Regions from separate parts of the Homo sapiens genome. Here region 2 is linked to region 1. A link is a loop called in an ENCODE intact Hi-C map of the cell type or tissue named here. Cell type or tissue: PC-9. All regions are shown on one strand.

The links. Hi-C counts contacts between places; a loop is a spot of excess contacts. Peaks named below come from ENCODE experiments on the same cell type or tissue, not always from the same donor. Only the 100,000 strongest peaks of a DNase experiment are listed, where the experiment ranks them.
Region 2: it touches region 1 in a loop (10-fold over the local background); 1 of 110 quality-filtered maps calls a loop at or near these places.

Annotation. Positions count from the first base shown.
Region 1 is chr3:8,867,675-8,872,674 of GRCh38, forward strand. No RefSeq gene overlaps it. Among named protein-coding and RNA genes, the nearest start is that of RAD18, 93 kb to the right of the region's middle. RefSeq lists an enhancer at 1,676-2,875. In PC-9, no CTCF peak of the experiment used is centred here; a DNase peak (open chromatin) is centred at 2,167; H3K27ac peaks cover 2,617 bases.
Region 2 is chr3:8,661,442-8,666,441 of GRCh38, forward strand. It overlaps a transcript of SSUH2 not described here. Among named protein-coding and RNA genes, the nearest start is that of SSUH2, 19 kb to the left of the region's middle. RefSeq lists a silencer at 2,148-2,237. In PC-9, a CTCF peak has its summit at 2,195 (motif pointing right); a DNase peak (open chromatin) is centred at 2,270.

The sequences.
Region 1 (5,000 bases):
TCGTTCATGCAACAAATATTTACTGCTTTTGTACTAATTTTATTATACCCTCCCTTGGCATTTATAGACAACCCAGATCAAGGGTTTTACAGTCCAGCTTGGGTCTGCAGGGCATCCTCTGCAGTTGCCAGTCCTCTAGAGGCTCAGGAAGTGGGCGTTCCAGAAGCAACGACTGCCTTCAGTGACAGCATGAGCTGCCCAAAGGCTTCCAAGCACCTTAAAACCTATTCTCTTCTGAAGAGCCTTCCAAGTTGTGGATCTTGGAACTCTCTGTCCCTTGTTTTTATTCTGCAGATACATATTCAGACCTGTTTTTGTTATCTCAGATCCTAAGCCTCTGATTCAAAAGGACAGAGCCTATGGAATAATCATTCAAAAAGGGAAAGTTGAAAGCAGTATCTAAATCCAAGGCATTAAAGTGGCCACGCTATCAAAATCTTTGGCCCACTAAGTTCACTTTTAAGAATTTGTCTTACAGATTCACACACACAGAAAGACACACACACACACACACACACACACACACACAATGTGCATACATATATATACATATGTATATTTTAGCTATATTTATAATAGAAAAAGATTGGAAATCTAAAAATATCTCAGTAGGAAACTGGTTCAAACAATGTGCAACCATACAGAACAATCCTATTCAGCCTTAAAAACAAAAAGGAAACAATAATATATAAAAAGATATAATGTTAAAAGAGAAAAGCAAAGTACAGAACAATGTATCTAGTATGCTACCATTTCTGTAAAAAAAAAAAAAAAAAGAGGACTGCATATTTTCTTGCATGTGCATAAGACATCTCTAGAAAGCTTCACTAAGAATTGGTAGAAACTGGTTGCCTCCAAGAACTCAATGGCTGGAAAGTTGTGGCGGCAGGAAGACTTTTTGCTGTATATTCTTTTGTGCCTTATGAATAATAAACCATGATAATATACTGCTTAAAAATAAAATATTTTATAATGTAAATAAACAAAGTAAAGGTATTATGATGATATTATTGCAGTTGCTGTAAAACAGCCAAAATGCAATTGAACACCTAATAAAAATAATCTGGTGATAACTATAATACGCATCTGGACTTTTCTCCAGATAGGCCCATTTTACAGATTTAAAAACATAAATGGAAAGGTGAGAGGACTCACTCAAGATCCCACGGTGAGCCATTAACAGTTTTAACTGTACTTTGGTAATCAGCCCTTCACAAATCCAGATGGAATTCAGTTTGACTCTGACTTTTGTGTTTCAATTGTGTGGCCTTGGGAGAACCCCTTTTCCTCCCTGAACTAAGTGTCCTCATCTATATAATAATAACATTGGACTAGGTAAGCTTTAAGGTTGATTTTATGACATCTTGAACTTTAGGTCAAGAAAGGTAAAACAATATTTCAGGCTTCTTTTTTTTTTCGTGATAACAATTTGCCCCAATCCTTCACACAACCCCTCATCTGTTCCCTGATGAGAATGAATCAACATGCTCACAAAAGCAGAGCTTTGTATCCGTAACAAAAACCTCTGCTCTTCTTGTTGTAAAAACTCCCGAGAAAAGGGATGTGAGTGCTGAGCATTTCAATAAGACACAGAGATGCAGGATAATCTGTTCAACAGAAAGGAAAGCTATTAATAAAACCCTTGAAGGTACACAGGAAGATGGAGTGATAGCTTTTAATTACTGAGTCTCTTAGTCATCTTCAAATGAAGATTTAAAGATGTTGTGCATCTGACACAGAGGTTCAAAGCAAAGGTCCAAAGCAAAATTAAGTTTAGGCCCTAAGAAATAAGACAAAAGATAAGTATTAAATGAAAACAGAAAATTATTCCCATAGTTTAGGTCCTTATTGATGGTCCCTGTAACAATTTGTTAGTTGGGAGAGCATGTCCACACTAGAAAAGTAACAAATTTCATCCAGACAAAGCATTTAGTGTTGTGTCCAATAAGCCTAAAATAAAGATTATTGTACACTTCAGTGAAGACACATGCATACATTGAGTCATAGGAATTGGAGAAAAAAGTGAGTAGTTCACATAAATAAAACAGTTGGTGTTAGTTTCATCCGGTTGAGCCAAGCATTTCAGGGACAGCTGAGAAGAGCAGAAACTGAAGAAAGGAAGAGATTGCTTCAATGGGTCCCTGACTCACTTGATCAGATCTCTTTGCTCAGAGATGATTCATTCCACACTGATTTGCTGCTCACCTAATACGCTCAGATGTTGTTCAGAGCACTGGAATGCAGAGGTGAACACCACCCAAGCAAGGTCCCTGATCTCACAGACATCACATTCCAGGGAGAGAAGACATTCAGTCAACCATTAGTCTTTTGGTTTTTTCTTTTCACAAATAGTTTTTGAATGCCTACTGTGTACCAGACACTATTCTAGGCCTGGCAGACAGTAGCAAACATGGCAGAGTCCCTCCTGCCACAGGGCTTACATTCCAGTAGGGAAAGAAAAGCAACAAACAAGCAGGCAAATAAATAACTCTGGACAGTGCATATTATGAAGAAAAGAAAACAGAGTCTGGAACAGATACTGATGTGGAGGAGCGAGGAGGTCTTTTAGAAAGAGAGGTCCAGGAAGGCTTTAATGAGAAGGTGACATTTGTGCAGCTCTCAAATGATGAGAAGCAGCCAGCCGTGGGAGGATCCCAGAGAAGACGATTCCACACCGAGGAAGCATGAGAGTGAAGCCCTGAAACAGGAGCAAGCCTAGCATGTTTAGCAACCGTAAGAAGGGCTGTGTGGCTGTAGCCCAGAAAACAGCAAAAGAGTGGAAGGGCACAGGCCAGCGAGGTGGATGAAGCCCGGGCCATCCAGGACATTTACATCATAGTAAGAAATTTGGTTGAGTTGAAATACATTGGGTGGTCATTGGAGGACTTGAAGGAGGAGAATAATATTTGATCTACATTTCTTTTCTTTTCTTTTCTTTTCTTTTTTGAGACGGAGTCTCGCTCTGTCGCCCAGGCTGGAGTGCAGTGGCGCGATCTTGGCTCACTGCAAGCTCCGCCTCCCGGGTTCACGCCATTCTCCCGCCTCAGCCTCCCGAGTAGCTGGGACTAAGGGGGCCCGCCACCACGCCTGGCTAATTTTTTGTATTTTTTAGTATAGACGGGGTTTCACCGTGTTAGCCAGGATGGTCTCGATCTTCTGACCTTGTGAGCCACCCGCCTCGGCCTCCCAAAGTGCTGGGACTACAGGCGTGAGCCACCGCGCTCGGCCTGATCTACATTTCTAAAAGATGGCTGTTGGGGAAGAATCAGCTATGGCGGGATAAATGTGGATTATGAGAGAAACCAATTAGCAAGCTAGAACAGCAGCATCACTGAAAGATGATGGTGGCTGAAATAAACATGGTAGCGGTGGAGGGCCTAAGGAGTGGAGAGATAGACGATACATTCTGAAGGGTGCACCAAGAAGAATCCTGGTGATGGTAGGATGTATTGGGTAAAGACAAGAGATCAAAGATGAGTTCTAAAACAACATGAAAAGAAAACCCGATTAAAAAATGGGCAAAGGACTTGAGGAGATATTTCTCCAAAGAAGATATACAAATGGCCAACAAGCATATTAAAAGATGCTTAATATTGCTAATCATTAGAGAAATGCAAATCAAAACCACAATGAGGTATCACCTCACACTATTAGAATGGCCACTATTAAATAAATAAATAAATAAATACATAAATAAATAAAACCCAGAAAATAACAAGTGTTGGTGAGGATGTGAAGAAATTGGAACCCTTGTGCACTGTTGATGGGAATGTAAATAGTACAGCTTCTGTGGAAAACAGTAAGGTCATTGTAAATCATCAGGAAGACTGGCCGGAGAAGCAGTGGGATCCTCAGAGTCTGTGTAGAATTGACCAGAGAAAACCACAGATTGAAGAAAAGAGCTGCCACTTGGAGGAAAATTCCCGCGTGAGTTATAAGCTCTGTGGCAGACCTTGCTCAGTGGGGCTGGAACCATGAGAGCCAACTTTAACTACCTGCTGGGCCCAGTGGGTGAGCCATCTTATGATAGTACCTTTCAGAAAAGAGCTTCCCTGCTCCCCTGCTTCTCCTCTCTCTCTCCACTCCCTGAACCAACTGCCAGATGCTGGAGGGTAGGTGAAAGCATGACGTAGGGTAGGGTAGGGAGAGAAGTGCACAAGCCCCTGACCACTGGCCAGCCACATCCACTGCAAGAAGCCAGATTACAGCAAGCTCCGGCTAGGGTAGGGAGAAGACGTAACTATAAATCAAGGTCAGACTTTTATCACTACATGAGACCAGGTATTTTAACTTTGGACTATAGGTTTTTGTTGTTGTTGTTGTTGTTTATTATTACCTAAGAGTGATCACAAAAGTCATGGGACCACAGGAATTTCCATCCTGGGGTAGACAACCCTCTGAATACATTTTGAAGGGCTATGAGGAGATAAAAATAGTTACTTCCTAATTAAACCCCAAATGTTTGTTCAACAACTCATTACTTAGTTTTTGGCCTGAGCAACTATGTGAATGAGGGTGTGATGGACTGAAATAGGAAGATTTGGGAAAAGCAGGCTTGGGGTAGGGAAGGAGCTCAGGAGTTCTCCTTTGGACATGTTAGGTTGGGGTGCCTCTAAGCCAAGTGGACATGTCAGGTAAATCAGTCTGAAACTCAGGGGAGAGGAATACTTTTTTAAAAAAATACTCATTTTCATAGAAGAGTGGAGGGGAAGATGAGGAATGTAGACAATTATTTTGCAGAGCAGTAAAGCATTAGGGAGAATGAATGACTAGGAAGTGGGAAGCAGGCTTTACAGGAAAGTGAGAGGTCAAAGACAGAGAGGAATGCTTTTGAGAATCATTAGCCTAGAGATAGAATTTAAAGCCACGTGACCAGATGATACCAACTAGGGAGAAGACATAGCTAGAGAAGACAGCCAGAGACTAGTCTCTGGGGCACTTCTCATTCATGGCTAGAAGTCAAACAGAGAATGAGGTTTGAGCAGAGGAGACTGAGCAAG
Region 2 (5,000 bases), 210 kb before region 1:
TTAAAATCCTAAACTTCTGCCTCCTCTAAGTCATGAACCTGGAAGCTGTCAGGAACTGTGAAGGCAATGAGATTTTACCCTACCTGCAAGCCAACAAGTCAGCCTGCCTGTTTCATGGATGCTGACAGGAGGCGTGAGAGACTCCCGAATCCGAGACAAAGGACTTTATTATCACAGCAACAGCAATAGCCAGACAATCAAGGTTTTTGCACCAGTGCCCTCAGCCTCAGTTTCCACAGGACCACATGAAGAGGGCCAGGTAATACTGTATATGCAGTGGGTTGCATTACAGAACAGCAATGCTTAGCTTGGGGAACCTGTTGTAAGTAAGCATACCGATATGGTTTGGCTGTGGCCCCACCCAAATCTCATCTTGAATTGTAGCTCCCATAATTCCCATGTGTTTTGGGAGGGACCCAGTGGGAGATAATTGAATCATGGGGATGGTTTCCCCTCATATTTTTCTTGTGGTAGTGGATAAGTCTCATGAAATCCGACGTTTCCCCTTTTGCTTGGCTCTCATTCTCTCTCTTGTCTGCTTCCATGTAAAACGTGCCTTTTGCCTTCTGCCATGATTGTGAGGCTGCCCCAGCCACGTGGAACTGTGGATCCATTAAACCTTCTTTTCTTTATAAATTATCCGGTCTCAGGTATGTCTTCATCAGCAGTGCGAAAGTACACTAATACACATGCCCACCTTTGTTCCAATGGGAGACACTCTCTCTGTCTCCCAAGAATGTTTGTTATGCAAAGATAACACAGAACAAAAGGCAGACAGTGCCTCTGCTTGCAAGACATGCAGAAATGAGAGAGGGCCATGGGGAATTGTCCTCTAACAAAACCTGTGTCCCCTAACAGAAGCTGAGTGTGAAATGCGCACCTTTGTCTCACTCTGCCCTCCTGATACCAAACGTCAGTACTGAGTGTCCAGTCAGAGCCCTGACCTGGTCCCTCCTGAGGTCTCCCTCCCAGTGAATGGCAGGACCCAGAGTGGCACTACTCACCCCACCTGTGAAGGGGGCATAATGACAGGAACTAGCTCACAAGGTTGTTGAGAAAATGAACTGAGTTTTTCCTGTGAAGTACTGAGGCAAGTATACAGCGAGTGCTATGTGTGTTAGCAAAATCAAGGAAGGAATGAAAAAGGAGAAGGAACAAGGACAGATATACAGAAGTAGAAGAAGGCTGAGCACCTAGACCAGAAAAGCCTGGCCCTACTCAGGAACAAGGAACAGAGTTACAGCTGTGAAACATCAGAGAACATCATTACCTACACAGCCCTGCTTTCCCCAGGCTCCAACAGGGCCACTTAGGCAGATGTCATTTCCTACCTTATTGACTCTGGTCTTCATCCCAAATCTGCACTCGCAGACAGGGATGTGATGACACCCACGTGGCTGAAGATGGCTCCAGGCTCCAGTGGTACTGACTTGGGACAAATTACCCACTAAAAACCTGAGATGAATGAAGCATTTTGGAATTTTTCCAAATGCAAAATAAGTACCAAGGCCATATCGATGCTACTATTCCTACTATCGTGTAGAGATTGATTTGCTCTCTTCAGCAGGCATCTCCCGGATCAAATCATTGGAAGATCACAGTGGCATTAATAAAAACAGCCACTGCCATGAGCTGAGCCTGATAATTAACGTGCCATGCTGAGCTGGGCTTTGCATGCCTGCTCCCATTTGATCTCCACCATAAATCCAGGGACAGCTATTATCATTATTATCCCCATTTTACAGCTCATAAAGCTAAAGTTCGTGGCACTGAGGTAACTTGCCTCAAGTACTAAGCTCAGATATAAACCAACATCTCAGATGTCTGACCGACCCCAAAGCCCAGGCTCTACCACACTGCATTATTCTGCTACAAGGAGCCTTGGAATTCACCTACCCCCTCCTGTCTGACATACAGAGAACAGCAATGCATGGGCTGAGCCCAAGGAAGTGCCTGGAACTGAAACTCTTTACTCTGGATTCAGACCCCTGTCTCTCGTCCTTTGTTCCCTGATAGTTTCATCAGGGCTTTGTGAGAAACAAACACAAAGCGACAGAAAAACACAGAGAAAATTAAGAAGGCGTGGTTGGCAGTCGGGGTCAGGTGGGGGCCACAGCAGTGGGGCGGGGTGGGGGGTGTCTGGCTGGGTGTGATATCTCCAGCCCAGGCAAGTCCAGGAATTCCAAGGTCAGTTAGACCAGCAATGTCCACCAGGGGGTGCTAGGAATGTGTTAATTGATTAACTAACTCAGCCTCCCCCATCCAAAGCTATTGGGACACACTGGTCCATAGACGCTCTTACCTTAACAAGGATTTCCCAACAACTGGTTTCCATAGGTACCACAGGGGACACACAGGTAACTGTAGAAGGCACACAGATAAATTTACGGAAAAATTCTTAGTAATGATGCGTGTCCCAAGACAATGTTGTTTTCTTCTAGCTGCACTGCACAAAGGAGGGAACTGCTTTCTGAGTAAGATAAAAATATTTTCCTTGGTTAGACAGTGAGGGATTCTTTGGCTTGTTAACTTACACAATATAGCTTCTAAGGGAAGTGCTGGGAGACCCAGGTTATTTCTCTCCCGGCCCATGTCAACACGAGGTTTCTGCTGACCCAGGTGCCCTGCCAAGTCCTCTTAGCAGGTCCTGGACCCCCAAGGCTGCTGCAAACCCAGAAAGTGTGCACAGACCTGTGTTTCTCTAGGGAGAGAGGAAGACGGGGAGCCCAAGTGGATTGTTTCGAAGCTCCTAGAAAACGACCCTTGATAGAAGGATACAGGGGATGTTACATCTTTCAAGAGCCTCGTGTTCTTCTCAGCAACTTCAGGTCATTGAATCCTTGTCCATTGGGATCAGGCAGCCATCTGCCACAGATCCATGGGGCAGGAATGCCATCGCCATCTTCATGAAGCATGTCCCCCTTTCCCTTGGCGCTGTGTATAGCACAGCCCCACAGCCCACACAGTCATGCTTGGAGGCCCCAATTTGGAGCATTCATTTATCCATCTGCTCTTTCAACAAAATTTCTGAGCAATTTTTTTTTACCACATTTATGCCTTTAAAAAGCATGTATCCAAAAGTGTAGGGGGGCACAAAACAGCTTTGAACCAAGAAAATGCACCCCATTTTGAGAAACTCGACCATCTCATTTCATGGATGAGGAAAAGATCTTCAGAAGCTATGTACACAGTGAAGATTACAAACCTGGAGGACAGCAGAGCTGGGTCTAAGGCCCAGATCCGGCTCCCAGCTCGGTGCTTTGACATCCTCACCATGCTGCCTTCCAACGGGCCCTTGGCCCTCACAATATCTCTCATCTATGGAAAGGAATCACAATCCTTGCTCCCACTTAACAAAAAAGCAAATTAAGGCATACAGAAGACAACCTAAACAGGTCATTAAGATCAACACCAACCCAGCTCAAACGTTTCTCAAGAAAGGCATCTCCCGATTCCTGCAAGTTATTTCTGGATTTGAATCCTCATCCAAGGCATGGAGCTTTAATTCTCTCTGGCATCTGGCCCCTGCAGACCCCTCCCTTAAAAATGCCTTCCTTAAGAATCACCCTCACACAAGAACAATCCCTGCTGTCTACACCCACTTCTTTTCCACCGAATTTTCTGCTTCATGTTTAACTGCAGGAGTCCTTTTGTGTCAATGTTGTAGAATATTTATTATTAAAAAAGGTGACATGTTGACTGCAATTATTTTGGGATGGGTATATTTCAGTTGCCGTGAAAGAAAGAAGAAAAAGAGAAAAGGAAGAAAAAAAAGGAAAATGGATGAAAGAAATGAATTGGAAGAAAAGGAAGATAAAGAAGAAAACAGGGTAGAAGGGGAAGAGAGAAGAAAGGAGAAGCAAGGAAGGAGGTAGAGAGGGAGAATGTCCAGCTAAAGAGGACCCTCGGTCATCTTTTAATTTTCGCAGATCAGCCAAAGACAACCATGTTAATTAGCATAGTCTGTTGACACAGGGAGAGGTTCATTCTGCAGTCTCTGTCCCTCAGTGTTTGGACCCGAAACTCAAAATTTAATGCAACTTCCACAACATCCTTATTTGGAAGAAAAGGTAGTCTGACTCAGACTCAAGTCTTAGTTAAGAAAAAATAAGTAAATCTTGTTTTCAATGAATGTCATTGTAGGGAAAGACCACAGAGGTCACTAAGGGAGCCCTCAAAACCTTCTGCAACCCAAAGTCCCCCCCGTTCACCAACGCAAAAGCCAAACACACAAAACATGCCTTTCATGTCACTTCAAACGTCTTAACAAATTAAATATCATTACTCAAAACAAAGCAAGGCTGTGGCAATGTTAGATGAAAATAGTTCATTTTCCCTAAAAATAGAATCTTTATTTTAGTCACAAGGTCTCAATCTGCTTGTCTGCCCTGGTTCCTCTTTCCTGGTCAAAGTGGCCATTAGAACACAATGAAGATCATTTTCAACATCAAAGTTGTTGCCAGCTTTTTTTAATGTTGATAAAAATGAGAAATGATGTTCACTACATGTTTACTTGTGTTCAGAGGATCAAGGAGATTATTTACTCCCAAAAACCTTGAAAGCCCACTTGATTAAGTTGTCTTAGACTCAAGCTTGAGCTCCCAAAACACCTCTGAGAGATCTGGCAAAGACTGAACATGTGAGAAAGGGTTTCCTTATGGAGTTTCAAATGTGCTTTTCAGACAAAATATCAGAAAAATATGGATTTCTTAAATTCATTTTGCAGACATATTAGAAGAAACTGCTTTTTACTTTTTTTCTCCTTAAGAGCAAGACCACCAAATCTAAACACTAAAAAGAAACGTTTAGCACTAATATAATGTATTTTTAGATAAATGTGGGCTATAATTTCCTGATGTAAGCAATGCTGAGAAACAAGATGGATATTTATTTCTTGAAGTTTCACAATCAATATATTCAAAAGTTCAAATGTATCTGCTAAGTACACCAAGTATCTTAGGCTGGGCTCCTGAGATGCAGACCGTCAGGGAAGAAACACC